Regions from separate parts of the Homo sapiens genome. Here region 1 is linked to region 2. The links are chromatin loops, found by intact Hi-C in ENCODE. Cell type or tissue: Caco-2. All regions are shown on one strand. Links, peaks and the distances in the headings refer to the core of each region. The heading gives the core; the rest is flanking DNA. Region 1 overlaps DACH2 (dachshund family transcription factor 2). Region 2 has its middle 16 kb from the start of MIR1321.

The links. Peaks named below come from ENCODE experiments on the same cell type or tissue, not always from the same donor. Only the 100,000 strongest peaks of a DNase experiment are listed, where the experiment ranks them.
Region 1: a loop joins it to region 2, with 15 times the contacts of the local background. A loop is called at or near these places in 8 of 110 quality-filtered maps.

What each region holds. Positions count from the first base shown.
Region 1 is chrX:86,163,158-86,179,651 of GRCh38, reverse strand. All of the region lies in intron 1 of DACH2 (dachshund family transcription factor 2), which reads right to left. Among named protein-coding and RNA genes, the nearest start is that of DACH2, 23 kb to the right of the region's middle. In Caco-2, for the core only: a CTCF peak has its summit at 8,121; no DNase peak of the experiment used is centred there.
Region 2 is chrX:85,843,552-85,860,045 of GRCh38, reverse strand. It overlaps the pseudogene SFR1P2. Among named protein-coding and RNA genes, the nearest start is that of MIR1321, 16 kb to the right of the region's middle. In Caco-2, for the core only: a CTCF peak has its summit at 8,461 (motif pointing left); a DNase peak (open chromatin) is centred at 8,405.

The sequences.
Region 1 (16,494 bases), core at 4,712-12,711, 320 kb before region 2:
TACTAAAAATGTGAAGTTAATATCAAAAAACTTGTCATCAGAGATAAGGAATTATATTTCCTGCCAATAGATGACATGTGTCAGGTATATGGATAGTACGTATTAGCCTTCCCACCTCTTCTTGTGTCAAATACATAGATTCATCTACTACACATTACTGTACCTTCAGTGGTTTCATTGTTAGCTCCCATTTTCTGCTTCCTGCATTCTTCTCTCTCCTGATTCAAAACCATTGCTTTAACACATCATTCCTAATTAGATGATTAGTGCTTAGAAGGGCAGGAGATAAGTTATTTGCATAATTTAATCATAAAAAGAAGGTAAAGATACAGATTTTGCTGTTCGTTCATACAACTATCTTCTTCAGCCTGGGGGGCTGAGATATTAATGTGATTAAACAGTATTTCTGCAAACAGGCAACTGTGTGTGCCCTATTAAAGCAAGGCTGGAGGCAAATGAAAAATTAATTTTAGAAGACAATCAATTTTATTCTACATGACTGTAATAAATAACGGTCCATCTGCAGACAACTCATTAAGCCTTGGGAGGGTACATGTGTCACAAACTCTAAATGACACACAAGACTGAATTTTCCACAACAGAACTAGTAATAAATGGCCTACCAGCTGCCATATCAGCCTAGAAAGTCAACATACAAGAATTTCCTAGAAAATGAAGTGCACACAGTGTCATTCAGTCAACCAGTTAATTTAGTCTTGGTTGCAAACATTTCTGAAAACTGTTTCATTTTATTCTGCAATTTGCTCTTTTTCTTGTGTTATGAATGTACATATATGTGTGTGTTCACATTTCTTGGTGTGAGCACCAATTTCAGAAATAAGAGCTAATGTTCTATGATCTTATTGTGTCAAGCACTTTATGTACATGAGGCTTATTAATCTTAAAAACCTCATGATTTATGTAGCTAATATTATTCCCATTTTTAGATGAAAAAACTGAGGCTTAGATGGTCATACATCTAGAAAGTAGAAAGCATTAATATCAGAACAACTGTGCCTGAGACAAAACAGTAATTTTCTAGGCTTCTATTTAGGGGTATGTTATTCTGACATACCCTTAAAGTATAGCAATAGATTTTCTTAAAATATGAACACTTCCCAGAATAAATACATTTAATTATAATAAATCATAGTTACACTGTCAAACCAACAAACTGAAAGCATTTTCAGTACTTACATCCATGTACTATGTTTGGCACTGTGAATGATAAAATGACATATCAAACTGTTCCTGAAGTTGAAGAATTTACAAGCTAGTTTTCGGAGAGAGAAAACATAAACACTTTAAATCCTAACAATTTATACAAAAAAAGAGATAGGCTGTCTGCAGATAAAAGTTCACAGAAGCAAGGGATCAACCACGCACCATGAGAGAAGTCTTGATAGAGAAGATAAGACTTCAGCTAGATCTTTAAAGATGGTTGTTCTGAGCAAAAGCTTGAGTAGGGCAATTACTCCTAGAAAGGAATCACAACCTCACATTTTCTGATAACAGTTTCCTCAGGCAATTACATCAGTGCACTTCCATTCAGTTTTAACAAACCTGCCAATGATTCTTCCTTGATAAAATATTCATTTGAAGTTCTAATGTCATCGGATTTCAAATATCAGGAAGGATGAGTACTTTGTTTTTTTGTTTGTTTGTTTGTTTTACTTTGCTTTTGTATAGTAGAGGTCAGGGTCATAGTGCCTCAAACAGTCTTTCTACAACACTTAGGACAACCTATCCTGATTGAGATAACCCCGTGTTTAGTGCATACATATATCGCTTTTCAATGCTAGATAAAGAAGGGAAACAAGATTTCTTAAATCAATCCCACAAAACTAAAATTTTAACAATAAAACTGCCTTCTTTCTCCCTAAACAAGAGTCTTAATAGCAGATGTTACTACATATGGCTTCCCTCACTATTCTCCAGCTGCAGAAATTAAAATTCACTCAGAATCAGTGATAGGATCTAATGGGAGTCTGCAAATGCTGACCAAAACCTCCTTTCCAAATACTCTATTAAGATGCCAGGTGAATGACTGGACAAGCCCCACCAGAGAAAATTTGTTTCCTAGGTAATCAGCAAGGAGTCAAGATTGAGATAGCCAACTTCTCAACTTTGCTCTGCAATGATTTCACATGAGAACCTGATTTAAAGCTTAACTATTTCTTCATCACCAAACCTCTAAGGTCACAGAAATCCCAAGAGTAGTCAAAGACTAGCTGTGAGAAGTGGTGACTACAGCAAGAGCTGTTTAAGTAGCTTCCATGTGAGGTTAATAATGAATGACTCAGAAAACAGCAGGTGTCAAAAATATATACTGATTTGGTTTCTGCCACTTTGAATGCATTATGAAGCATCTATGAGTAAAGGATCATGACTATTTCTAAGTTCTTCACTGTATCTAACAGATTTGTAGTACTCTTTATAAGATAGTTATGTGCTGCCACAGGGTGACTACAGTCAACAATAATTTATTGTACATTTCAGATTAACTAAGAAAGTATAATCGGATTATTTGTAACACAAAGAAAGGACATATGCTTGAGGTGATGGATACCCCATTTACTCTGATGTGATTATTATCCATTGTACGCCTGTATCAAAATGCCTCATGTACCCCATTACACACCTAATATGTAGCCACGAAAATTAAAACCAAAAACTTTAAAATAGTAATGTGCTAAAACAAGAGTGAGAACTTAATTTACTCTTCCTGAATATATGACGTACTAATAAGATCAACAAACACACCAATAACATTGCCAGTATGAAATCAGTTTATAATAAATTACAGTCTTCCATTGGAAAATAATGTTAACACTAAATGATGTAAAGCAAATATATTCAATTATTTGGAAAATGTTATTTTCACAATATTCTTCAGACAGCTTCACTGAAGCACAGCATGCCCATGACAAATCAGAGATTATTAGCATAAATATTCAAACCTTCATATCATGGTGAATGTGGATTAGTTTGAAAACAATACCTTCAGTCAAGTTCTCAGAGTTCTTAATTCCAACAACTTTAATTTTTAAATTTTAGAAATTAAGAATCATTGTTTAACAACGTAAAATCTGATAGTATTATTATATATAGTACAAAATTTTAGATACATTGACCCTCTCTTAATCCTTAGCAACTTCAATAAACAATGCACACGTGGAGGATATTACCAACACTCTAGCCTTTCAGTTTCTTGACCTCCTCTCCTCCAAGGGTCTTGTCCTCTGCGCTTCAGTCACTCAAGCCCATATCCTAACCTTTTTAATTACCAATAACTGCAACTCTTCCATATTCTTAATTTGGTGCATCCTACTCTCTGACCACCAATATCTCTTTTATTCATTCCTTCTAGTACTCCAACAATCCTTTGGCCCCTTCTTGGAATTCCAGTTCATTGAAAATACCATCACTGCCTCTCACCTCCTTGATATCTTCTTTCTACCTAAATGATTTAAAATGTATTCTCATTCACTACATCACCTTTTGCATAAACCCTCAATTCTTCTGCCCCTCTTGCTTTGTTATACTCATACTGCTTAGCAAAACCACAATTCTAATTAAATACTATTATTTGCCTACTTTGCACCAGTACTGACACAGCTTTACGTGGTGAAATTAAAACACACAATCACATTGACCATTTTGAATTTATGACCACGACCTTAATGGGCACTTAATGTTGCCTGGCAATCATACTAAAGTTTTTTTAATAATTTACTCTAATACTTACCCAGATAGCTATTTCACAGCAATACCTCCTTTCCAATCCTCACTTTGAAATGATGACCTTGTTGCCCACTTCATTGAGAAAATTGAAACAATTAGAAGAGGACTTCCACAGCGACCCAATACTGTATCAACTAGAATCTCCATCTATATACTCTGCCTTCCCACCTGTTAATGTAGATGCACTAATCTTGCTTCTGTCTAAAGGAAGATACTTCTACTTGTACATCGGATCCCATCCACTCTTTCCTATTCAGGAATATCACTTCAGCAATACTCTTCTGTCACACAACATTAATTTCATTTTTACTTGATTATTCCTAATAGCATATGCTGTTATGTCTTCCACCATGATAAAAAAATAACCTCATGACCCCCTCCCCTCACATCCACTGTTTTCACACTACTTCCTGCCAACCCTAAGTTATTTGCTATCTTTGCAGCAAATCCCTGGAAAGAGTTGTTGATACTCCACTTCCTCTCCTCTTATTCTTTCTTAAACACATGCCACTCAAACTTTTCATTCCCACTTCTCTATCAAAACTTTTCTCATAGAGATTACCATTGACTTTCATTGCCACATCCAATTGCCAATTCTCATGTGACTTATTAACAGCATTTGACACAGCTGATTATTCCCTCATTGTGGATATGTTGTTTTTGATTAGCTTTCAGAACATAATTCTCTCTTACTTTTCCTCTTATCTCACTGGATGTTCTTTGTCAGGCTCTTTGCTGATTCCTCCTCTTCTCTCTGATCTCTTTAGGCCAGTGTGACCCAGGACTCAGTCCTTGAAACTCTACTCTTTTCTATTTACAGTCATTCCTCTCCTAAGCATATATCTCCTGTCCAGACATCTATCCCAAGCACTGAACTTGTATATCTAATGCCTACTCTACATCTCTACTTAAAGAGGTAAAAGACACTGGGCATGGTGGTTTACACCTGTAATCCCAGTGCTTTTGGAGGCTGAGGTGGGAGAATCACTTGAGCCCAGGAGTTCAAGATCAGCTTGGGCAAAATAGCAAGACCTCTTTCTCTACACAAAAAAATTAAAAATAATTAACTGGGGATGGTGGCATGTACCTGTAGTCCTAGCTGCTCAGGGGGCTGAGGCAGGAGTATAACTTGAGCCCAGGAGTTCAAGGCTGCAAGGAACTATGATGGATCATGCCACTGCACTCCAGCCTGGGCAACACAGCAAGAACCTGTCTCTAAAAAGAAAAAGAAAAGAATTGAAGAAAGCTTTTCAAACATGCTTATAATTTATGTCTAATAGTTTGCATACTGATCCCATAAAGACTACATTTATCTTCACACCTCATCACAGAAGTTTCTTAGTTCAATATTTATTCTACAAATGTTTGCTGACCATCAACTATGGGCAAAAGGCTCTGTCCTATGGAGAATACAAAGATCATCAACCATAGTATCTGAGATCAAGAATATTACAATCTACATAGGGAGATTTTTAAAAATAGGCTGGGCATGGTGGCTAACACCTGTGATCCCACCACTTTGGGAGGTGAAGGCAGGAGGATCGCTTGAGGCCAGAAGTTCAAGAACAGCCTGGGCAACATAGTGAGACTCAGGTCTCTAAAAAATAAATTATTTAAATTACCTGGCCATGGTGATGTTTGCCTGTAGTCCCAGCTACTCAGGAGGCTGAGGCAGTATGATCGCTTGAGCTCGGGAATTCAAGGCTACAGTTAGCGATGATCATGCCACTGCACTCCAGCCTGGATGACAGAGCAAGACCCTGTCTCAAAAAAAAAAAAAAAAAAAAACAACTGTACTCTTGAACTCTGCCACCTGACCTACTCTACCTCCACCTTCCCCCCCAACTAAATGAAGGAAACTTCAGCCTCCCAGTTGTATATGCCAAATTCCTGGAGTTGTTCGTGACTCTTTTCTTTCTCTCACACCCAGCATCTAATTCATCATGAAGTGCTGTTGGTTCTACCTTCAAAACCTATCCAGACTCTGACCAATTGTTATCACCTCTACTCTACCACTATGGTCTAAGCCATTGCCATCTCTCTCATTGTTCACTGCAATAGCATCCTGCTTCTACCTTTGCCTTATATGAGCCTATTCTCAACCTAGCCAGAGCAATCCTTTCAAAATCTAAGTCAGATCCTCTTATACTCCTGCTTAAAACACTGCAATAATCCATTTCATTCAGGAAAAAACCAAAGTCTTCAAAATGGCCTAAAAGGATCCATGTGGCCAACTCCCCAATATTACCATTATGATCTCTTTCCTACTCCATTATGAACACTCTCCCCTCATTCACTCTTGAAGGCTTCTTAACATTCCTCAAACCTTCCAGGTATGCTCCTGGCTTCTGGTCCAACTGTTCTCTCAGTTTGAGACACTTTCCCCAGATTCTACTTGCCTAACTCCTCTCCCTTTCAAGACTGTGAACAAATCTCACATACTTAATGAAGCCTACAATGCCCATCCTATTTAAAACTGTAACTGACTCCAATCCTCCCATACCCTTACTTTGCTCTACTTGCTCTATTTTTCCATAGCACTTACCACTTCTAACATGTAATATAATTTCCTACTTTGGTATGCATATTGTTTATTGTCTTCCCACATCCACAATACCATACACTAGAATATAATCTCTTTTTCAACGGAAGAGGTCTTTGCCTGTTTCTTTTTAATAGATGTATCCCAAGCACCTAGAAGAGTGCCTGACACAGAGTACACCCGATAACTATTTGATGAGTAAATGAATGAATGATAATCTTTTTTATATGTGTATATGTTTTCTCTACAATAAGATTAAAATCTTTCTGAAAGCATCCACAGATCCTAGCATAGTATTTTGGACACAAGGGACAATTCATATTTTCCTAGTAACTGGATCCCAGTTTTATACTTAAATTTTATGCTTCAATATTATGCTGTTGTCTCTAAACACTTTCTTGAATTATAAGTCCTTTTACTTTTTCTTTCAAACTATTAAGTTTTTGTTGATTCCCAAAACCTTTCTGTAAATGCATGTGGAATTGAGTCTCCATTCAAGGGATCTTTGTTAGTGTATTTCTGAAGACACTATCATTAAAAGGCAGTATTTCCTATCAGGACATGCACCTTAAAGAAATTACAGTGAAATTCCTGTGTAGTGCTTCTCTCTTCTTCTACTTTGTTTATCCCTAATTCCCACCACTAGATTTTCCATAATTCCCTTACTATATAGAACAATCCACCACCTAATTAAATTTGTTTGCTCAAGCCCATCATTCAAGAGACAGCATAGAGAGGATAATGTACCAGAGGAGGCACAACAGAAGACTTAGATTCAAGAATTGGCTCTGCCTGTAATAGACTGTGAGGCCTCAGGTAATTCATTTTACTTGCCTACATTTCCATTTTCTCACTTACATTTCAGATGGGGTGACCTGCCTCATAGGATTGTTGTGAGAATAACCTCAGATAGTGTGTGAATACACCTTGCAGCCTGAGAACTGCTGCAGACCATGAGATACTATTACTTCCTAGAAGCATTATCGGCTTCATTATCACAATGGATGATGCTGATTTAACATTGAGTAAAAAAAAGTCTAAATGAGATTAAGTGATCTCCAAACATGCCTTGTTGTAATCAGCCATTTATTTATAAAAATTTAGAAATTTCACCACAAAATTATAAAAACAGACACTTCTAAGGATCAGATTTAATGAGCCAGTATATGTGAAAGCACTATATAAACTATAAACCTTGATAGTAATTTAAACTTTCAGATATAGTTTTAGACAAAAGGGTTGTAGTAAATACTTAAACTTTACTTAATTACAAAAGTAACAAAAATGGCATGCTGGTGTTCTTGAATTCAAATTGTAATGTTCATTAAATAACCTCGAATGCAGTTGTTCAAATTACTCCCTGAAATGCGAACTTAGTTAGTACTGAATACAATAAGAACTTCACACGTGTACCCAAAGGCAAATTTTAATCCTTTTAAAAAAACCTCATTCTCAAGGCAAAGCAAGGTAGCCGAATAGAAAGCTATGCAAGTTAACAACTATCTACACAGAAAAAAAACCTTCATAAGAACCAAACATCAAGTGAGCACTCATAGTATCTAATTTTAACTTCATATCACTGAAAGAGACACCGAAGAGATAGAAAAAAGTCCTGAATTGCTAATGCTACCCTTCCCCAATCCCCCAGCAGCAACAGCAGCATGTGGGTCAGAGAGCATCTCTGGGTGCTGGGAGAGGGAGAACACAGCAATTGTGAGGCACTGAACTCAGTGCTGTCATGTTAGAGCAGACAAATCCCAGACCAAACTCGTCTTACAGCTGCCCATAGAGGGCGCATTTAAACCAGCCCTAGTAAGAGGGGAATCCCCAATCCCAGCTGTCCAAACTTGAGCCATCAGCAAACCTCACCACTGAGGGCCAAAGTGCTCTCAGTCTCTAAGTAACCTTGAAAGGCAATCTAGGCCATAAAGACTGCAACACTTAGGCAAGTCCTACTGCTGAACTAGGCCCAGAGACATGGACTGGGGGTGGTTGCGGGGGAAGGCATGGGCATGACACACTGAGAGACCAACTGGGACAGCCAAAGGAGTGCTGGCATCACCCCTCCCATAACCCCAGGCTGCATGGCTCCTGGTTCTGAGAGACACCCCTTTCCTTCCACTTGAGGAGAGGAGAGGGAAGAGTGGAAAGGACTTTGTCTTGCATTTAGAATACCAGCTCAGCTACAGCAGGATAGGGAACCATTCACCATGTGAAAAGAAAATAAATCTTGGGGCCCCAAAATCATTAAACTAAAAGGAAAAGTCAAGCTGGGAGCTGCATAGGGCCAACCAGCCTCCCATTCTATTCAAAGTCATCTCTCTGCTCACTTAGATAGATGCATATCTGATTGCCTCCTTTGAACAGGCTGATCAGAAATTCAAAAGAATGCAACCCTTTGTCTCTTACCTAGCTATGATCTGGAAGTCCCCTCCCTACTTCAAGTTGTCCTGCCTTTCTGGACTGAACCAATGTACCTCTTAAATATATTGATTGAGGTCTCACGTCTCCCTAAAATGTAGAAAACCAAGCTCTGCCCTTATCACCTTGGGCACATGTCATCAGGACCTCCTGAAGCTGTGTCACAGGCGCATGCTTAGCCTTGGCAAAATAAACTTTCTAAATTGACTGAGACCTGTCTCAGATATTTTGGGTTAACAACGACAAGCTGACTAAAGAGTCCTTGGGACTTAAGAGAACATCAACAGTAGTCTGGCAGTCCTCCTTGTGGCCTAGGGTGGCAGCAGCTATGGAGTGAGCCTCCTTTGCATTGGCAAAGGGGCAAAAAGAATGGGAAAGACTAAGTCTTGTGATTTGAGGGCCAGCTCAGCCACAATACAATAGAACACCAGGTAGACTTCTAAGGGTTTTGACTGTAGTACCTGAATCCCTGACAGCACCTCTGGGCCCACACTAGGCCAAGAGGACCTTGCCGTCCTGAAGGGAAGAACACAAGTCATGCTGGCTTTGTCACCCGTTGAATGTAGAACCCTAGGGCCTTAAGCGAACAGAGACAGTAGCCAGGGAGTTGTTACAGCCGAAATTGGGTAAGAACCAGTGCTGTGATGACTTCAGATCTGACCCAGTGCAGTCATAGCGGTAGTGGCAACAGGGGTGCTTGTGTCACTCCACCCCCAGCTTTAGGTGGCTCAGAACAGACAGAGAGAGAGAGATGCTTTTTGTTTGGGAAAAAGTAAGAGAAAAGAACAAGAGTCTGTGCCTGGTAATCCAGAAAATTCTCCCAGATCTTGTCGAAGACCATCAAGGCAGTACCTCTACGAGTCTGCAAGAACCACAGCAGTACTAGACTTGGGGTGCCCTTGAAGCAGACACAGCTTAGATCACAACACCCAAGTCTTTTCAAGTGCCTGGAAAGCCATCCTTCTTGGGATGGACAAATAAGCCCAGTGAAGACTACAACAAATACCTAACTCTTCAACACCCACACATCAAAGAACATCTATTAGCATCAACATCATCCAGGAAAACATGACTTCACCAAATGAACTAAATAAGGCACCATGGACCAATTGTGGAGAAACAGGTATGTGACCATTAACATAGAGAATTCAAAATAGCCGTGTTGAGGAAACCCAAAGAAATTCAAGATAATGCAAAGAAGGAATTCAGAATTCTATCAGATACATTTAACAAAGAAATTAAAACAATTGAAAATAATCAAGCACAAATTTTTGAGTTGAAAATGCAATCGATCAAGCAGAAGAAAGACAGTGAGCTTGAAGACAGGCTATTTGAAAATACACAGAGGAGACAAAAAAAGAGAATACGAAACAATGAAGCATACCTACTGGATCTAGAAAACAGCATTAAAAGGGCAAGTCTAAGAGCTACTGGCCTTAAAGAGAAGACAGGGGTAGAGATAAGTGTAGAAAGTTTATTCAAAAAGATAATGGAGAATGTCTCAAACCTAGAGAAAGATATCAATATACAAGTACAAGAATGTTATAGAACACCAAGCCAATGTAACACAAAGAAGACTATCTCAATGCATTTAATAATCAAACTCCCAAAGGAAAAAGAAAGGATCCTAAAAGCAGTAAGAGGAAAAAATGACATAAAATGGAGCTGCAATATGTCAGGCAACAGACTATTCAGTGGAAACCTTACAGGCCGGGAGAAAGTGGCAGAACATATTTAAAGGGCTGAAGGAAAAATGCTTTTACCATAGAATAGTATATCCAGTAAAAATATCCTTCAAACACAAAGGAGAATTAAAGACTTTCCCAGACAAACAAAAGCTGAGGGATTTTATCAACATCAGACCTATCTTATAAGCAATGCTAAAGGGAATACTTCAATCAGAAAGAAAAGGACATTAAAGAACAATAAGTAAGGGTTTGGAAGGTACAAAATGCACTGGTAATAATAAGCACACAAAAAAACACAGAATATTGTAACACTGTAAATGTGGTGTGTAAACTACTATTATCCTAAGTGAAAAGACTAAACAACGAACCAATGAAAAACAATAACACAACATTTCAAGACATAGTCAGTACAATAAAATATAAATAGAAAAAACAAAAGGTTAAAAAGCAAGGGGACAAAGTTACGGCATAGGGTTTTTATTAGTTGTCTTTTTTTAATGCAAAGTGTAGTTTTTTCAGCTTAAAATAATGGGTTATAAGATAGTATTTGCAAAGCTCATGGTAAACTCAAACCAAAAGACATGCAAAAGAGACACAAAAAATAAAAAGCAAAAAACTGAATTATATCACCGAGAAAGTCACCTTACTAGACGAAGAAAGGAAGGAAAAAAAAGACAAGAAAACAAATAACAAAATGGCAGAAGTCCTTATCAAGAACACTGAATGTAAATAGACTAAACTCTCTGATCAAAACACATAGAGTGTTTGAATGGATGAAAAAACAAGACCCATTGATCCGTTGCCCACAAGAAACACACTTCACCTATAAATACACACAAAGACTGAAGCTAAAGGGATAGGAAAAAATATTCCATGTCAATGGAAACCAAAGAAGCAAGGGAGTCACTATATTTATATCAGACAAAATAAATCTCAAGACAAAATCTATAAAAAGAGACAAGGAAGGTCACTATATAATGATAAAGGGGTCAATTCAGCAAGAGGATAAAACAATTGTAAATAACTGTGCACCCAATAATGGAGCATCCAGCCATATAAAGAAAATATGATTAGAGCTAAACAGAGAGATAAACCCAAATTGAATAATAAGATTTCAACACCTTACTTTCAACATTGCACAGATCTTCCAGACAGAAAATCCAAAATGAAACATCAGACTTAATCTGCACTTTAGACCAAATGGATCTAATAGACAATTGTAGAATATTTCATCCAAGAGCTGCGGGATACACATTATTTTCCTCAGCACATGGATCATTCTCAAGGACAGACCATATGTTAAATCACAAAACATGTCTTAAAACATTCAAAAAACTTGAAATAATATCAAACATCTTCTCTGACTACAATGGAATAAAACTAGAAATTAATATCAAGAAGAATTTTGGAAACTATACAAATACATGGAAATTAAGCAATATACTCCTGAACGACCAGTGGGTCAATAAAGAAATTAAGAAGCAAACTAAAATTGTACTGAAACAAATAATAGAACCACAAAATACCAAAACTATGGGATTCAGCAAAAGCAATAATAAGAGGCAAGTTTATAGCTGTAAGTGCGTACATCAAAAAAGAAGAAAAACTTCAAATAAACTATCTAACATTACACCTAAAAGAATTTAAAAAGCAAGAGCAAATCAAACTCAAAATTAGTAGAGGAAAATAAATAATGAAAATTGGGAAAGAAATAAAATTGAAATTTTAGAAAACAAAAGATCTATAAAACAAAAAAATTGATTTGTTAAACAAAACTGACAAACCTTTAGCCAGACTAATTAAGAAAAAAAGAGAGAAAATCCCAATAAATACAATTAGCAATGAAAAAAGGAGACATTACAATGGATACTGCAGAAATTCAAAGGATCATTCATGGCTACTATGAGCAACTATATGGCAATAAATTGGAAAATCTAAAAGAAATGAACAAATTCCTAGATACATACATACCAAGATTGAAACAGAAAGAAATCCAAAACCTGAACAGTTCAATAACAAGTAATGATATTGAAGCAGTAATAAAAATTCCCCCAGTGAAGAAAAGCTTGGGACGTGAAGCCTTCACTGATAAATTCTACCAAACATTTTAAAAAGAACGAAACCCAATACTACTCAAACTATTCCGAAAAATAGAAGAGGAGGGAATACTTCCAAACTGAATTTATGAGGCCAGTATTAACCTGATACCAAAACCAGACAAAAACACATCAAAAAATGAAAACTACAATCCAATATCTCCTATGAATTTGATGCAAAAATCCTCAGCAAAATACTATCAAAACAAATTCAGGAATACATTAGAAAGATCAACATGACCAAATGGGATTTATCGCTGGGATGCAAGGCTGGTTCAGCATATACAAATCAATCGTTTTGACACATCATGTCAACAGAATAAAGAATAAAAACTATGTAATCATTTCAAATAATGCTAGAAGAGTATTTGGTGAGTCCAACATCCCTTCATGGTAAAAAGCCTCAAAAAACTGGGGATAGAAGGAATATATCTCAACAAAATAAAAGCCATATATGACAGACCCACAGCTAGTATCATACTAAATGGGGAAAAACTGAAAGCTTTTCTTTTAAGATCTGGAACACGACAATGATGCCCACTGTCATCACTGTTATTCAACATAGTACTGGAAGGCCTAGCTAGAGCAATCAGACAAGAGAAAAATATAAAGGGCAGCCAAATTAAAAAGGGAGAAGTCAAATTATCCTTGTTTGCAGATGATATGATCTTATATTTGGAAAAACATAAAGACTCCACAAGAAAGTTGTTAGAACTGATAAACAAATTAAGTAAAGTTACAGAATACAAAATCAACGTACAAATATCAGTAGCATTTCTATATGCCAACAGTGAACAATCTGAAAAAGAAAAAATTCTAAAACTTATATGGAACCACAAAAGACCCAGAATAACCAAATCTATTCTAACCAAAAAAGCAAAACTAGAAGAGTTTTATTACCTTACTTCAAATTATACTATAGAGCTATAAGGAACCAAAACAGCATGTTACTGGCATAAAAACAGACATATACACCAATGGAACAGAATAGAGAACCCAGAAACAAATCCACAAACCTACAGTAAACTCATTTTCAACAAAGGTGCCAAAAATATACCCTGGGGAAAAGACGATCTCTTCAATAAAGAGTGCTGGGAAAGGTGGAAATGTATATACAGAGGAATGAAACTAGATTCCTATGTCTCACCATATGCAAAAATCAAATCAAAATGGATTAAAGACTTAAACCTAAGACTTTGAACTGTGAAACTGCTACAAGAAAACTTTGGGAAAGATCTCCAGGATATTGGTCTGGGCAAAGATTTCTTGAGCAATACCCCACAAGTATAGGCAACCAAAGCAAAAATAGACAAATGGGATTGCATCCAGTTAAAAAGCTTCTGCACAGCAAAGGATACATTTAACAAAGTGAAGAGACAACCCACAAAATAGAAGAAAATATTTGCAAACTACCCATGTGACAAGGTATTAATAATCAGAATATATAAGGAGCTCAAACAACTATATATGAAAAAAATCTAATAATCCAATCAAAAAAATAAGAAAAAGATTTGAGAAGACATTTCTCAAAGGAAGACATACCAATGGCAAACAGGCATATGAAAAGGTGCCCAACATCATTTGTCATCAGAGAAATGCAAATCGAAATTACAATGAGATACCCTCTCACCCCAATTTAAATCGCTTATATCCAAAGGACAGGCAATAATAAATACTGGTGAGGATGTAGAGAAAAGGGGACCTTCGTACATTGTTGGCGGAAATGTAAATTAGTACAATAACTATGGAGAACAATTTGGAGGGTCCTCAAAAATCTAAAATTTGAGCTACCGTATGATCCCGCAATACCACTGCAGAGTATATACACAAAAGAAAGGAAATCAGTATATCGAAGAGATACCTGCACTCCCTTGTTCATTACAGCACTGTTTACGATAGCTAAGATTTGGAAGCAACGTAAGTTCCATCAATGGATGAATGGATAAAGAAAATGTGGTACACAATTGCCCCAAAAAGAATAAAATACCTACGAATACAGTGAACCAGGGAGGTGAAAGGTCTCTACAATGAGAATTAGAAAACACTGCTCAAAAAAAATCAGAAAAGATACAAATGGAAAAACATCCCATGCTTATGGGTCAAAATAATCAATATCATTAAAATGGCCACAATGCCCAAAGCAATTTACAGATTCAATGCTATTCCTATCAAACTACCAATGACGTTCTTCACAAAACTAGAAAAAAAAACTATTTTAAAATTTATATAGAACCAAAAAGGAGCCCAAATAGCCAAGGCATTCCTAAGTAAAAAGAACAAAGCCGGAGGCATCACATTACCCAACTTCATACTATACTACAGGACTACAGTAACCAAAACAGCATGGTACTGGTACAAGAACAGACACACAGACCAATGGAACAGAATACAGAACCCAAAAATAAGGCCTCACACCTACAACCACCTGATCTTTGACAAACCTAACAAGGACAAGCAATGAGCAAAAGACTCCCTATTCAATAAATGGTGCTGGGATAACTGGCTAGACATATGCAGAAGACTGAAGCTGGACCCCCTCCTTACACCATATACTAAACTCAACTCAGGATGGATTAAAGACTTAAATGGAAAACCCAAAACTATTAAAATCCTGGAAGACAACCTAGTCAATACCATCCTGGACATAGGAACGGGCAAAGATTTCATGACAAAGACACCAAAGGCAATCGCAACAAAAGCAAAAATTGACAAGTGGAATCTAATTAAATTTAAGAGCTTCTGCACAGCAAAAGAAACTATCAACAGCATAAACAGACAACCTACAGAATGGGAGAAAATATTCACAAACTATGCATTTGATAAAGGTAATATCAAATATCTATAAGGAACTTAAGCAAATTTACAAGAAAAAAACAAACCACTCCATTAAAAACTGAGCAAAGGACCTGAACAGACACTTTTCAAAAGAAGACAGACATGTGGCCAACAAGCATATGAAAAAAGCTCAATATCACTGATCATTAGAGAAACCAAATCAAAACCACAATGAGATACCATCTCACACCAGTCAGAATGGCTATTACTAGAAAGCAAAAAATAAATAAATAAATAACATGCTGGTGAGGTTGCGGAGAAAAGGGAACACTTATACACTGTTGGGCAGAGTGTAAATTAGTTCAACCATTGTGTAAAACAGTTTGGTGATTCCTCAAAGAGCGAAAAGCAGAACTACCATTTGACCCAGCAATCCCAGTACTGGGTATATAACCAACGGAATATAATCTGTTTTATTATAAAGACACATGCACGTGTCTGTTCATTGCAGCGCTATTCACAATAGCAAAGACATAGAATCAACATACATGCCCATCGATGACAGAAATGGATTAAAAAAAAGTGATACATATACACCACGGAATATTATGCAGCCATAAAAAACGATGAGATTGTGTCTTTTGTGGGAGGCTGGAGGCTATTATCCTCAGCAAACCAATGCAAGAACAGAAAACCAAATACCACATATTCTCACTTATAAGTAGGAGCTAAATGATGAGAACTTATGAACACAAAAAAGTAAACAACAGACATTGGGATATACTTGAGTGGGGAGGTGGGAGGAGAAAGAGAAGCAGAAAAGATTATTATTGGGTACTGGGCTTAATTCCTGGGTGACGAAATAATCTGTATAACAAATCCCAGTCACATGAGTTTACCTAGGTTACAAACCTTCACAGGTATTCCTGAACCTAAAATAAACATTAAAAAAAAGAAAATGTGGTACATACACACAACGGAGTACTATTAGCCATAAAAAAGAGTGAGACCCAGTCATTTGCAACAACATGCATGGAACTGGAGATCATTATGCGAAGTGAAATAATCCAGGCACAGGAAGACACACATCACATGTTCTCACTTATTTGTGGGATCTTAAAATCAAAACAATTGAACTAATAAACACAGAAAGTAGAAGGATGGTTACCAGAGGTTTGGAAGAATAGTGAAGGGCTGGAGGGAAGGTGGGGATGGTTAATGGGTACAA
Region 2 (16,494 bases), core at 4,930-12,929:
CACTGTAACTGATCTAGAAGCCTCAGTGAATTGTCCTATTCAGGATTTTTATGTGTGGGGAAAAAAATAGAATGAGTGTACCAACTTAGCCGAGCATTTTCTCCAGAACTTGAAAAGGTGAAATACTAGCACTTAATTTTTCCATTTCCATTTCTAAAATATGTTAGAAACTACTGCTCTATGTGTACTATTAACATAGCATTTTTTCTCTTATTTTTAAAAGTAAAATAAGTTTGCCCAAGGTTGTGTTGAAATCACATTTTAATATGTCAATACCATCCTGAAAGTTCTGGAAATTAACATCTTAAAGCTATATAATAAAATCCAGTCTCATAACAATCAAGGAAATGCAGACAAACCCAGGAGATATGTTTTGTTTATCAAGTTGGCAGAATCCCAAATACTGATAATAGCCAGGGTGGTAAGGATGTAGGGGAAAAGACACTCATACATTGTGAGTAAGAAAGTACATAAGTAGGTTACAGCATATTCAAAGGACAATTTGGCAGAACCTGTCAAAACTTTTTTTTGCAGATTATTAAAATGGCATTATTTTTAATATTTACAAATTTTTTCAGTGCCACTTTTAGCTTCAGGCAGTACATATGAAGGAGTATTACATGGGAATATTGCATGATGCTGAGGTTTGGGATATGAATCCCATCACCCAGATAACATAGTACCCAGTAAGTAGTTTTTTTTTTATTATTATTATACTTTAAGTTTTAGGGTACGTGTGCACAACGTGCAGGTTAGTTACGTATGTATATATGTGCCATGTTGGTGTGCTGCACCCCAGTAAGTAGTTTTACAATGTGTGTCCCCCTCCCTCCCTCCCTCCCTCCCTCCTCTAGTAGGCTGCATTGTGTTATTACCATGTTTATGTCTACATGTGCTCAGTGTTTAGCTCCCACTTACAAGTGAGAACATGCTGTATTTGGGTTTTCTGTTCCTGTATTTGTTTAGGATTATGGCCTCCATCTCCATCCACATTGCTGCAAAGGCCATGATCTCGTCTTCTTTTTTTTTTTTTTTTTTTTTTTTTAATGGCTGCATAGCATTTCAAGGTGTGTAAGTACCACATTTTCTTTATCCAGTCTGCCATTGATGGGCACCTGGATTAATTCCAGGTCTTTGCTATTGTGAATAGCACATTGATGAATATATGAGTGCATGTGTCTTTTTGGTAGAATGATTTATTTGGCATCAGAAATGCAAATCAAAACCTATCAAAACTTTAAATACAGATAGCCTTTGGCCAAACACTTTCATTTCTAAAAACCCAGCTTATAGAATGTTTTGTACATGTGCACAAAATACAAGGTTCCACACTATAGCTTTATGGTTTTATTTAATTTTTGAAATAACCTATATGTTCATTAAATGGAGACTGGCTTGAATTGTTAATATAGGCATTTAATAGTATAGAATACTATGCAGCTGCGAAAAGTGAGGTGCATCTGTATGAAATATATCTCCAACATGTTTAAAAACCAAGTCACAGAATGGTAAGTATATATGTGTAAAAATCAAAACCCTGTGTTTATTACATATATATGCCTATCATAGAAAATTTTTGGGAAGTTACATACTAAAATGGTAACTGGTTATGTTGGGAAGAGATTAGTATTCGTAGGAGGAGAATGAAAAGACTTCTAATTCTACATAATTGTTTTAGTTTTCCAGTTTTTTATAACTAGCAAGTATTCACGTATTGTTGTATTTAAAATTTGAATCTGTTTAGTAATCCAACGCCAAGTTCTTAGGTGGCATGTGGGACCTCCAAAAATAGTGACTTCAGACTTTGGGTTACATTGATGTTTTATAAAGTGCAGTTCAGATATGAAAGGTAATAATCAACGGGTGACTAGTTACATAAACTATGATTCATCTCTTACAATGGAGTACTATGCAGTTGTAAGATGGAATTAGGAAACTACTGCTTATGTGATCACCAGAATACACTTTTAAGTGACAGAAGAATATACACAAATGTGCATGTATATCTTCATTTTGTGTGAGAAAGGTAGGGGCATTCCAAAACACATATTTAAATAGTCATCTATTGTGAAAGGGAGGAGGCAGGGTGGAGGAATGGAAGCTAGACCTCTTTGTACCTTGTTTTATAGTTTTGGCTTTGAAACCAAAAGCAATCCGTAAAATGTGAAGCCATTAATAACCATGTATTGAGTTGTTGGCATAACTGTATGTAGAATTAGGTGACTTTAAAGCATTGGTATAGTTTGGATCTATGTCCCCACCCGAATCTCATGTTGAATTGTAATTCCTAATGTTGGAGATGGGGCCTGGTGGGAAGTGATTGGATCATAAGGGCATATTTCTCATGAATAGTTTAGTACAGTCCTCTTGGCACTCACCTCATGATAGAGAGTGAATTCTCACGAGACCTGGTCATTTAAAAGTTCTCTTTTGCTTCTGCTTTCACCATGATTGTAAGTTTCATGAGGCCTTCCCAGAAGCCAAGTAGATTCCAGCATCATGCTTCCTGTACAGCCTGCAGAACTGTGAAACAATAAAACCCGTTTTCTTTATAAATTGCCCAGTCTCAGGCATTTCTTTATAGCAATGCAAAAGTGGACTAATACAAGCATAGTATTTAAGTATATATTGTAAGATATGGAGATGGGTAGAGAACACAAAGAAATCTTAAACTTTATTGAGTGGACTTGATGATAGTGCTAATATTTATTGTGATAGATAATGTTGATGGGATTATTAACATTTAGAACAAGAAAATAATATACAAACAAAGATAAGTAAAAACCCTGTGCTCTTTAGTTTGAATCAGATCAGTGTATGCGTATGCTCAAACTCATCAAATTGTACAGATTAAATATGTGCAGTGTTTGGATTTCAATTATACCCCCCCCCAAAAAAAAATCAATATACACTCAAGATGCAGTTACTTCATTCTAATATATTTTCTAGCTAGAAAATTGGCAAAGGCTACTGGTGTTATGTCAAAAGAACATAAGAACCAATGTGAAGGAACTCCCATTGGTCACAGATAAGGCCATTTGAACATCAAGAGTGAATAATGATACTCCAAAAAGCAAACGAACCTCATTGACCAGCCATGAAGATTGCTAAGGCACTCTTTGTTCTAGAAACTAATAAATAAAGAGAAGGAAGCAATTATCATATATGTCCTGTAAAGACTGTATTTCAGGATATCCAAATAGTTGTTAAAGGAAAGTTCTTGTAGAAGAATCACAATTAATAAATGCATGAGGAATGATAGAATTAGAAAAATCACTGTTTTGTAAACTCAATATAGTATAATAATATACCTAGGCAATGATTATCAATGACTGCTAAAACCTGTAGTTGAAAGGCATCACTCGAACCTACTGATCAATCTTAAAATTATTATAAGTAGAAAGGCAGACATTATAAGTTTCCTTGTGTGTTGAAATAGAAAGTATACAGCATTGCCTAGGAAGAATTCTTGCCAAAATAAAAAAATAAAATGAACCTAAATCTAATCAAGCCTTTAGCTTTAACTACCAGCTTACAGGCATGAGGGGGACAGGAAAGCATGCTAAGTGACATCATGAAGATACAACGTGTAAAATTCTACAGGACAAATGACCCAATTTTATCAACAATTAACTGGCACAGGAAAAAAAATGGAGGAAGCATTATTACAGACTAAAGGAGATTTTAGAGATATCAACTGCAACATGCTGACCTTGTTTTGAACAAATGACATCTTTTTTTTTTTTTTTTTTTTTTAAGATGGAGTCCTGCTCTGTTGCCCAGGCTGGAGTGCAGTAATGTGATCTGGGCTCATTGCAACCTCCGCTTCCCGGGTTCAAGTGATTCTCCTGCCTCAGCCTCCCAAGTAGCTGGGATTACAGACGCAGGCCACCATGCCCAGCTAATTTTTTTCAGCTAATTTTTTTGTATTTTTAGTAGAAACGGGGTTTTATCATGTTGGTCAGGCTGGTCTGGAACTCCTGACCTCAAATGATCCGCCCACCTCAGCCTCCCAAAGTGCTGGGATTACAGGCATTAGCCACAGCACCCAGACTGACATCTTTTTTTTTTTTTAAAGCAAAATCCAGACCGTTTTGAGACAATCAGAGGGAATTGAACATTTACTGGATGATAGTTGATATAAGGAATTCATATTAATAGTGTTGAATGAGAAAATTTTAATTTTTAAAAGATATCTCAGATTTTAAAAATAGATGAAATAAGTAGAACAAAATATTAATGATTAAATACATGATATATGGGGAGTTGTTTCTATTATGTATTTTCTATTGTGTTTAAAATTTTTCATAGTAAATTTTTTAAATGACAGATAAAGGTTAATAATAATATATAGGTTAATAATAATAACCTACCTGTACATTGTTTCTTCCTTTACAACATAACTACCCTCCACTATTTCTGAAAAGGAGGTCCTATAGGATTCAGTTCAGTCCTATATACTTTGTTTTATAATGTTTTGAAACCAGGGACTCTAAAAATCACCTGTTTAAATTTATTACCTTTGATTGATGTCTTCCCAGGCCAGAGGAAGAAAGAGAAAGAGGTAGTGTGGCTGAGCAACACTGGCACAGGGCAAGGTCAGGAAGAATAAACATGTTTACAGAGTCAGCCCCTCTCCCTCTCTCTTCCCCTTAGTTAAAAATTTAAAAATGAAAATGGCATTATTGAGTACCATGGAGTGGAGGGAATTTATAATCTTACGACTTAGATTGCCTACTTTATTATCACCAATCTATGATAAAATTGTTAATGCTTTTTAACCTCTAAAATGTTTCTATCTAGGCAGTCTTTAGACGTTGCAGCATGGAGTCTGCTACTAATTTCCACACATGAAACCTTTTTGATGCCTCACATTTGGACTTGTGACACTATTCTATGAGAATCTGTTGAATATTTTTTTCAGAAACAGCCGAAAATATATATTGTATAATATATGCTCCAATTATCCAGTAAAAAATTCAATCTTTGCCCTATATTAAAAATATAATTTATTGTGAAATGATATATGTATACATTGTGAAATGATTACCACAATCAAGATAATTAGTATATTCATTTATTCAGTTTCCTTTATGTTTGTATGTTTGTGGTGAGAACACTTAAGTTCTACTTTCTTAGCAAATTTCAAATATACAGTACAGTATTATTAACTATAGTCACCACGCTGTACATTAGATCATTTCAAAATATATACATGTATCAAAATGCTTAAACCATAAATATGTGTAATTTTATTTGTCAGTTATATCTCAGTAAAACTGGAAGGATATAAATATAGTTTCACTGTTACTAGCTGTTGCCTTCAACAATTGTCAGTAATGGCACAGTAGATCTATTGTGTTTTTTTTTTAATTTTTTTAATATACTTTAAGTTCTGGGATACATGTGCAGAACGTGCAGGTTTGTTACATAGGTATACACGTGCCATGGTGGTTTGCTGCACCCATCAACCCGTCATCTACATTAGGTATTTCTCCTAATGCTCCCCCTCCCCTAGCCCCCCACCCCCCGACAGGCCCCGCTGTGTGATGTTCCCCTCCCTGTGTCCATGTGTTCTCATTGTTCAACTCCCACTTATGAGTGAGAACATGTGGTGTTTGGTTTTCTGTTCTTGTGTTAGTTTGCTGAGAATGATGGTTTCCAGCTTCATCCATGTCCCTGCAAAGGACATAAACTCATCCTTTTTTACGGCTGCATAGTATTCTATGATGTATACATGCCACATTTTCTTTATCCAGTCTATTATTCATGGGCATTTGGGTTGGTTCCAAGTGTTTGCTATTGTGAACAGTGCCACAATAAACATACATGTGCCTGTGTTTTTATGGTAGAATGATTTATAATCCTTTGGGTACAATTTTGTTTGTCAGTTATATCTTAGTAAAGCTGGAAGAAATAAATATAGTTTCACTGTTAGTAGCTGTTGCCTTCAACAATTGTCAGTGATGGGGCAGTAGATCTATTGTGTTTTTAAATTTATTTTTATTTTTCTTAGAGACAGGGTCTCACTGTGTCCCTGAGGCTGGAGTTCAATGGCGCAATCATAGCTCACTGCAGCCTTGACATCTTAGCCCCAAGCAATCCTCCCACCTCAGCCTCCTGAGTAGCTGAGAAAACAGGCACACGCCATCACACCTGGCTAATTTTCTTTTCCTACTCTTCTTAAGGGCTGAGTGGAGATCATGCCAGTTATTTTTGTCTAACTTGTGCTACCAATGGAACAAGTGAATAAGCCAACTGAAATCTAGGATTTTTAAAAATCAAAGTAGTTGATCCAGTAGAGTCAAAAGATCTATTCATCTTGCTTACACACATGGTAAATTACAATTCATCACTTTTCCTCAATTTCCGCATGCATTTGGGCACACAATCTTACTGATTTTTTATCTCAGAATATCTTCCTGATCACAGCCACCTCCTCTTTATTCCCACGACCCACTGTTATCATTCTCTTTCAGACTATTCTAATGAGTCATCCTGACACCAGGCTCTTCTGTCTACTCCAATACCTATTGAGGTAGAAATCACCTCATTGGTTCCTTCTTCTGCTTACGCATTATGAGAAGGAGGTCATTTAGCATAGGAACACACCACAGATATGTAAGAATGAAGCCGTTAAGTAGGTATCCCCAGCCTGCACCATATGTGGCTGTGACAAGATAGAGCTTGGGACCCTGAGCATAGCTCAGAGGATAGGAAAAAAATTACAGGTAACACTTGTAGTGCCTACTATGTACTAGGCTCTCTTCTGTTAATCTCATAATAACTTGTAAGTAATTATCCTCCATTTTATAGATGAGGACATTGATGAGGAAACTGAAGTGCCGAGAGATAGAATGACATCCAAGGTCATAGTTGGAAAGGCTTGGATTGCTCCTCTGAATTGGTACACATCAAAACATGTTTATGAACTAGTAAATAGTAAGATTCTGTTCTTTCTCATCATAATGAACTACATCTGCCTGTCCTACCAGTGGCAGAGTTTCACCTAAAAATTAAAAACACATAAGAGCCCTGATCATGTCAGTCCTTTAAAACTGCTGCCTATAAAATACAATCTGACCTCTTCAGTATACATGTGAGTTCACCTCCCCAAAATACAAAATATTCCTCTCTTGCTTCATCTCCTGTCATTCTACCTCCCTTCTCACCTCTCACTCTATTCTTCAATCACAATGAACTTCCCACTATCCTCAGACTCTGGCCCATTGCACATATCATTTATTTTTCTAAAATGCCCTAACTCAGCGGTCCTCAACCATTTTGGCACCAAGGACCAGTTTTGTGGAAGAGAATTTTTCCACAGACGGGAAGCAGTACAGGGATGGTTTCAGGATGAAACTGTTTCACCTCTGATCGTTAGGAATCAGATTCTCATAAGGAGCGCACAACCTAGATCCCACGCATGCCAATTCACAATAGGGTTTGTGCTCCTATAAGAATCTAATGCAGCTGCTGATCTGACAGGTGGCAGAGCTCAGGCACTAATGCTTGCTTGCCTGCCACTCACCTCCTGTTGTGCTGCCCAGTTTCTAACAGGCCGCAGACTGGTACAGGTCTGTGACCCAGTGGTTGGGGACCCCTGCCCTAACCTCTAACCTCTCTCTGCTACTACCACACCCCTTTTCTTACAACAAATTTATATTCTGTCTTTAAAATCCAGATGTAGTGTTACTTCGACTGCTAATACTTTGGCAAAATTACTTTTCCCTCTGTGGAACCCACAGTACTGTTCATAAAGTACTTACTTCGTTGGATTCTAAGTTTTCTGATTTTGTTTCTGTCTTCTAGACAGTGAACAACTTGAGTGCAGGGACCCTGTCATTCATCCTTGTGTCCTCAGCACATGACAATGCCTGACTCATTGCCATGCATCACCTGCATAACCCTGCTCCTCTGGCCACAGTAGACTCGTCCTAGGGTGGGGACAGGCCCCTGACCCACTTTGAAATTGAGATCCATAATGAGTTTTAAATTTGCTGGGTGGCTGATACGTACCATGAAACCTCTTTAGCTATAGGCAGCCATATTTTCCACTAGGTGGACAGTAGAGCAGAGAAAATCTGTTTGTAAAGAAAGAAAAAACAGAGATGAGAGACACAGAACTGCCAGGTGAACCTAGAATTGGTTTCTGAGAGCTTTCTAATTCTAATGATACTGGAGGTCCAGTATCATTCCTGCCCTGAGGGTTTGTGATACACTCCTGTATCCTTATAATCAAATCTCCTGCTTTGATGTTCAGAAAACACCACTGGATTTCTGACACTTGCACACAAAATGTTTAAACGAAATACACACTTCTGGGAGATGTCATTTATTAGAACCTCTGAAAATTCCTCTACCTGCTTGAGTGCAGGCACATGATCACCTGCACCAAGTGTAGCAAGCGCATGAGCAAGTGCCCCATCTGCCGGCAGTATGTGGTGCAAGTCATTCACATGTTCAAATCCTGAAAACAAGGATCTCCCAACAGGGAACTTGCCCCTAAAATTGATCCTTAACATTTCAAAGCACAGAAGGGACTAGAAAATTACTCTTAAAAGGCTAAAACTGTTTTTAAAAACTATTTTCACAACTAACTGGGGACAGAAAGGTTCACCCTAAATTGTAGAAACATCGGTCCATACTATACACCTGTCTGCCTGTGGACACACTGGATTTCTTGGGTTCTACCAGGCTTTATTACATGTCCCCTATCGCTCACTGTCGAAGTCAGGCTGTTTACAACGTATGGTCATCAGCTACTGCTCTTTGGAGGACACTTATCCTGTTTTCTTGTTTTCCTTTCATCATTTTTTTCTAACTTAAACTACTCAGATGTTTAAAACGTATGTTCTTTTTGGATGAAATCACTGTCCACAAGTGGCCAACATGAAACATGCTGATCAATGGTCTCTCTTATTATTCATGCATGTCTATATGTGTATGTCTGTGAATGCATTTGTGTACTATGCAAATTTACATTTATACTGATTAGGAAGTGTCATAAAAGGTTCAGGTCCAAAGCTCCATACAGAAGGGACAGTAAAACACCAGCACCATTTATTGAGGAAGGTATCCTTTTCCCTATGTATATTCTTGTCACCTTTGTCAAAAAATCAGTTGGCTGTAAATATGTGGTTTTATTTCTGGGTTTCCTGTTCTTTTCCATTAGTCTATGTGTCTTTTTATATCAATGACATGATGTTTTGGTTTCTATAGCTTGATACAGTATATTTTGAAGTTAGGTAGTATGATGCCTCCAGCTTTGTTCTTTTGTTCAGGATTGCTTTGCCTATTGAGGGTCTTTTGTGTTTCCATATGGATTTGAGGATTGTTATTTCTATTTCTGTAAAGAATGTCACCTCTGATCATCAGGCGTCAGTTAGATTTGCATTTTGATAAGTATTGCACTCAATCTGCTTTGGGCAGTCTTCTTACTTTAATGATGTTAATTCTTCTGATCTGTGAGCCTGGGATGTCTTTTCATTAGTTTGCATCCTCTTCACTTTGTGTCATTAGAATTTTTTAGTTTTCCTTGGAGAGGGCTTTCAAATCCTTAGTTAAGTTTATTCCCAGGTACCTTTTTGTAGCTATTTCAAATGGGATTGCTTTTTTTCAAAATTTTGGTAGGTACATAGTAGGTGTATATATTTATGGGGAATATGAGGTGTTTTGATACGGGCATGCAATGCATAATAATTGCATAATAGAGAATGGGGTATCCTTCTCCTCAGGCATTTATCCTTTGTGTTACAAACAATCCAATTATACTCCTTGAGTTATTTTTAAATGTACAATTAAATTATTATTGACTATAGCTCTCTCGCATGGCCCCACCTTGGGCACAGGATAGATTTATGGCTGCAACTGCATGTGCTTTCTGCTCATGCTGGGGAGAGCAGAGAGGTAAACCAAGATTTCATTTTCAAGATGGAAAGTCAGTCAGACTCAGCTGTGGTTTTGCCTAGTACTCCACAGGCCTTTGTGAATCCATCATCTCCCCGTACAACTAGTTCATGAAAACAACCTATGAGTGCAACACTTAAAGAAAGATTAAGGAAAACAAGATCTTCATTTAATTCCTGTTACAATGTGATAAAACGTCTTAAAGTAGAGAATGAAGAAAACAATCAGAACTTTTCAGAGAAACCAGCGTATTCCACAGAGGAAAACTGTTTGGAATTTCAAGAAAATTTTAAACACATAGACAAGTGAATTTGAAGAAATCACATATTTGAAAAATACCTTCAAGAATATCAATGTGAGTGAATCTCAGTCACTTGATTCTGTGTCATTCAGTGCTCTCCAAAATGAGTTTGTGAATTAGAATCTTCCTAAACAAGAATTAAACGAAGAAAAAGCAAAATTGGTGAAGCAGGTTCAGGAGAAAGAAGACTTTCTTTTGGAGGCGAAATCTTGTCCAAATGTATATAGATCAAAGAATGTTGATCGTCTCAGTTACAGTTGTTAATAAAGAAGTAGAGAAGCTGTAGCCAGCCGTTGCTTTATGAGTTGTAGTCAGCTATGTCTGCAGAGAACAAGAAAGTAAACCTACTCAATTGATAGACCACTATGGATTAGATAATAAATTGCTACACTGTAACAGAAGTGAAGAAGAATTTATAGGTGTTTAATTCCTAATCATTTCTCCAGAATATCTTTGAGAATGACAACTTAATTAAAAGATACTTGTACATTTTAAATGGAAGATAGAAACCATTAGGGCTTAGAGGAAGGTATCCTGATGAACATCAATTTAGGACACTCTACTATATTAATATAAATTAAGTTGTAGAATGAAAATGTAGTATTTGGATAGATTTGCCGAAGAAAATTTGACATTTAATGTAATATGAAAAAAATTCAAATCATGTTGAAAAAATCATTTGGGCAATTCTCTAAACCAGTTTTAATACATTGCTTTGTGTTTTTTGTGGCAAAATGATTTATTTTAAATGCCCAAAATTGTCCAATCTGGTGAATGTCTAAATTTCAAGTGGTCTAAAAATGCCCGCCTCTCTCCTAAGTTTATAAACCTTTTTTCCATCCATTTACTACTACATATTTCCATCTGATGACCTAGCAGGTAATTAAACTCATATGTCCAAATTTTTTTAAAAAATAAAAATAAATTATTATTGACTCTAGTCACCCTGTTGTGCTATCAAATACTAGGTCTTATTCATTCTATTTTTTGTCCCCACCTCCTTCCCACACCCCCATTACTCTTCCCAGCCTCTGGTAACCATCTTTCTACTCTCTATGTCCATGAGTTCAATTGTTTACATTTTTAGATTTCATAAATAAGTGAGAACATATGACATTTGTCTTTCTGTGCCTGGCTAATTTCAGTTAACATAATGACCTTCAGTTCCATCCATGTTGCTGCAAATGACAGGATTTCATTATTTTTATGGCTGAATAATATTCCATTGTGTACCACATTTTCTTTATCCATTTATCTGCTGATGGACACTTAGGTTGATTCCATATCATGGCTATTGTGAATAATGCTAAAATAAACATGGGAGTACAGATATCTCTTCAATATACTGATTACCATGTTTTTGGATATATACCCAGCAATGGGATTGCTGGATCATATGGTAGCTCTATTTTTATTGTTTTGAGGAACCTCCAAATTGTTCTCCATCGTGGTTGTACTAATTTACATTCCCACCAACAGTATACGAGTGTTTCCTTTACTCCACCTCCTTGCCATCATTTGTTTGTTTGTTTGTGTGTTTTGTTTTATTATACTTTAAGTTCTGGGATACATGTGCAGAACATGCAGGTTTGTTACATAGGTATACATGTGTCATGGTGGTTTGCTGCACCCATCAACCCGTCATCTACATTAGGTATTTTTCTTAATGCTATCCCTCCCTTAGCTTCCCCATGACAGGCCCCAGTGTGTGATGTTCCCCTCCCTGTGTCCATGCGTTCTCATTGTTCAACTGCCACTTATGAGTGAGAACATGCGATGTTGGGTTTTCTGTTCCTGTGTCAGTTTGCTGAGAGTGATGGTTTCCAGCTTCATCCATGTCCCTGCAAAGAACATGAACTCATCCTTTTTTATGGCTGCATAGTATTCCATAGTATTCCATAGTATTCCATGGTATATATGTGCCATATTTTCTTTATCCAGTCTATCATTGATGGGCATTTGAGTTGGTTGCAAGTCTTTGCTATTGTGAATAGTGCTGCAATAAACATACATGTGCATGTGTCTTTATAGTAGAATGATTTATATTCCTTTGGGTATATACCCAGTAATGGGATGGCTGGATCAATTGGTATTTCTGGTTCTAGATCCTTGAGGAATTGCCACACTGTCTTCCACAATGGTTGAACTAATTTACACTCCCACCAACAGTATAAAAGTGTTCCTATTTCTCCACATCCTCTCCAGCATCTATTGTTTCCTGACTTTTTAATGACCGCCATTCTAACTGGTGTGAGATGGTATCTCATTGTGGTTTTGATTTGCATTTCTCTAATGACCAGTGATGATGAGCTTTTTTTCATATGTTTGTTGGCCACATAAATGTCTTCTTTTGAGAAGTGTCTGTTCATATCCTTCGCCCACTTTCTGATGGGGTTGTTTTTTTCTTGTAAATTGGTTTAAGTTCCTTATAGATTCCAGATATAAGCCCTTTGTCAGATGGATGGATTGCAAAATTTTTCTCCCTTTCTCTAGGTTGTCTATTCACCCTGATGATAGTTTCTTTTGCTGTGCAGAAGCTCTTTAGTTTAATTAGATCCCATTGTCAATTTTGGCTTTTGTTTCCATTGCTTTTGGTGTTTTAGTCATGAAATATTTGTTCATGCCTATGTCCTGAATGGTATTGCCTAGGTTTTCTTTTAGGATTTTTATGGTTTTAGGTCTTACATTTAAGTCTTTAATCCATCTTGAGTTAATTTTTGTATAAGATGTAAGGAAGGGGTCCAGTTTCAGTTTTTTGTGTATGGCTAGTCAGGGGCTTATAGATAAAACTCCCATCTCCCTGGGACAGAGCACTTGGGGGAAGCGGCAACTGTGCGCACAGCTTCAGCAGACTTAAATATTCCTGCCCGCTGGCTCTGAAGAGAGCAGTGAATCTCCCAGCACAGCGCTGGAGCTCTGCTAAGGGACAGACTGCCTCCTCAAGTGGGTCCCTGACCCCTGTGCCTCCTGACTGGGAGACACCTCCTGGCAGCGGTCAACAGATATACAGGAGAGCTCCAGCTGGCATCTGGTGGGTGCCTTTCTGGGACGAAGCTTCCAGAGGAAGGAACAGATAGCAATCTTTGCTGTTCTGCAGGTTCTGCTGGTGATATTGAGCATTTGTTATTGCCTGTCTTTGGTATTGCTTTTTCAGTTAGTTTCTTATTGTTGTGTAGAAATGCTGTTGGTTTTTGTATGTTTATTCTGTATCTGAAATTTTACTCAGTTTCTTTCTCTATCCTAAGAGCTTTTTGTGGAACCTTCAGGTTTTGCTATATATACGATTATGTCATCCACAGAGAGGGACAGTGTGACTTCCTTTTTTTCCTATTTGGATACCTTTCATTTCTTTCTATTTCCTGATTGCTCTGGCCAGGACTTCTAGTAGTATGTTGAATAGGACTGGTGAAAGTGGGTATCCTTGTCTTGCTCCCGTTTTTAGAGGAAAGGCTTTCAGGTTTTCCCCATTCAGTATGTTGTTAGCTGTGGTTTTGTCATAAATGGCCTTTATGCTGTTGAGGTATGATCCTTCAGTGTGTAGCTTGTTGTGAGTTTTTACCATGGAGGGATGCTGAATTTTGTCAAATGCTTTTTGTGCATCGGAGTATATAATCACATTGTTTTGTTCTTCATTCTGTTGATTATTACATCAACATTTATTGGTTTCCATATCTTGAAACATCCTTGCATCCTGGGGATAAATCCCACTTGATCATAGCGTATTATCTATTTGATGTGCTGTTAGATTCAGTTTGTTAGTATTTTGTGGAGAATGTTGTGTCCATCTTCATCGGGAATATTGGCCTATAATTTCTTTTTTGTTACATTATTTTCTGGTTTTGGTATAGGGTATTTCTGGTCTTGTAGAATGAGTTAGGAAGAATTCCCACCTTTTAAGTTTTTTGGAATAGTTCAAGAATAAATGGTGTGAGTTCTTCTTTGTAATTTTGGTAGAATTCAGCAGTAAAGCCAGTCCTGGGCTTTTCTTTATTGCGAGACTTTTAATTACTTATTCAATCTCATTATTCATTATTGTTCTATTCAGGTTTGCTATTTATTCTGCATTCAATCTTGGTAGGTTGTAAGTATCCAGGAATTTGTTCATTTCCTCGAGGTTTTCCAGTTTATTAACATATAGTTAGTTGTTCATAATAGTCTCTAATGAGCTTTTGTATTTCTGTGGTATCAGTTATAATGTCTCATTTTTAATTTCTGATTTTATTTGTTTGGGTCCTCTCTCCTTTTTTTAGTTAGTCTAGCTAGCAGTTTAGCAATTTTGTTTATCTTTCAAAAAACCAACTTTTTGTCTTGTTGGTCCCATATATATATATATATATATATATATACACACACACATATATATATATATATACACATATGTATATATATACACACACATACATACATACACATATATATACACACACACACAGTATATATGTATTTTTTGTAATACATATACATTTGTATATATGTAAAATATATATGTATTTTTTTTCTTCTGAATTTTGCCTAGTTCTCCTCTGTTCTTTGTTTTGTTTTTCCATCTGCTAGTTTTAGGTTTAATTTATTATTGCTTTTCTAGTTCCTTGACACACATTGCTAAGTTGTTTATTTGAAATCTTTCTACTTTTTTGATATGGTGTTTATTGCTATAAACTTCCTTCTTAGCATTGCTTTTGCTGTATTCCATAGGTTTTGATATGCTTGTATATTGTTTCTTCTTTCCCTCCCTCCCTCCCTCCCTTCTTTCCTTCCTTCCTTCCTTCCTACCTTCCTTCCTTCCTTCCTTCCTCCAGAGGTGCTAGGACTACAGGCATGTGTCACCATACCTGTCTATTTTTTATATTTTTTGTAGAGACAAGGTCTCACTATGTTGCCTAGTATGGTCTCAAACTCCTGGCCTCAAGTGAGATTCCTGTCTCAGCCTCCCAAAGTGCTGGGATTGCAGGCATGAGCCACTGCACCTAGCCTCCATTTTCATTTATTTCAAGACATTTTTGATTTCCTTCTCTATTTCTTCCTTGACACAATGGTTATTCAAGAACATGTTGTTTAATTTCCATGTATTTGTAGTGTTTCCTCTTGTTATTGATTTCTACTTTTATGTAATCGTGGCCTGAGGAGATACATAATATTTTTTTTTGAGGGAGAGAGAAAGAGAAGGGAGTCTTGCTTTGTTGCTCAGGCTGGAGAGCAGTGGTGTGAGTGTGGTTCACTGCAGCCTCAACCTGCTGGGCTCAAGCAATCTTCCTACCTCAGCCTCCTAAGTAGCTGGGACTACAGGTGCATGCTGCCACAACTGATTTATTTATTAATTTTTGTGTAGCAACAGGGTCTTGCTTTGTTGCCCAGGCTCTTCTCAAACTCCTGGCTTCAAGCAATCCTCAAGCAATCACACCTCCGTCTCCCAAAGTGCTGGAATTATAGGCATAAGCCACCGCACCTGACCAGGATATGATTTTAATTTTTAAAAATGTGTTGAGGCTTGTTTTGTGTCCTAATGTATGGTCTATCTTGGAGAATGTTCCATGTGTTAATGAGAAGAACGTGTATCTTGCAGTTATTGAATGAAATGTTCCTTAAATATTTGTTAGGTCCATTTTAGTCTAAAGTACAATTGTTTCCTTGTTAATTTTGTCTATAGATGACCTGTCCAATCCTGAGTGTGTGGTGTTGAAGTCCCCAACTATTATTGTATTTGCATCAATCTCTCCCTTTATATCTAAAAATGTTTGCTATATATATCTGGGTTATCTGAGTTTTGGTGCAAACATATTTAGAATTCTTATGTTCTTTTCATGAATTGATCCCTTTATCATTATATAGTGACCTTCTTTATCTCTATTTACTATTTTTGACTTGAAGTTTCTTTTATATGATAGAAGTATAGCTATTCCTGCTTACCTTTGTTTCTGTTTGCATGGAATATCTTTTTCCATCCCTTTACTTTCAGTGTATGCATGTCTTTACAGGGAACTTAGTTTCTTGTAGGTAGCATATAACTGGGTCATACTTTTAAAAATCCATTTTAACATGTCTATATCTTTTAGGGGAATTTAATTTGTTTACATTCATGGTTATTATTGATAGGTGAGGACTTATTTCTGTCATTTTGCTAATTATTTTCTGATTGTTTTGTACAACCTATAAGAAACATGAAAAAGCAAGGAACTGTGACAGCTCCAAAGAACTTAATAATTTTCTAGCAATAGATTCCAATGAAAAATCCATAAAATTCCTGAAAAGAATGTAAAATAATGATATTACAGAAGCTCAATAAT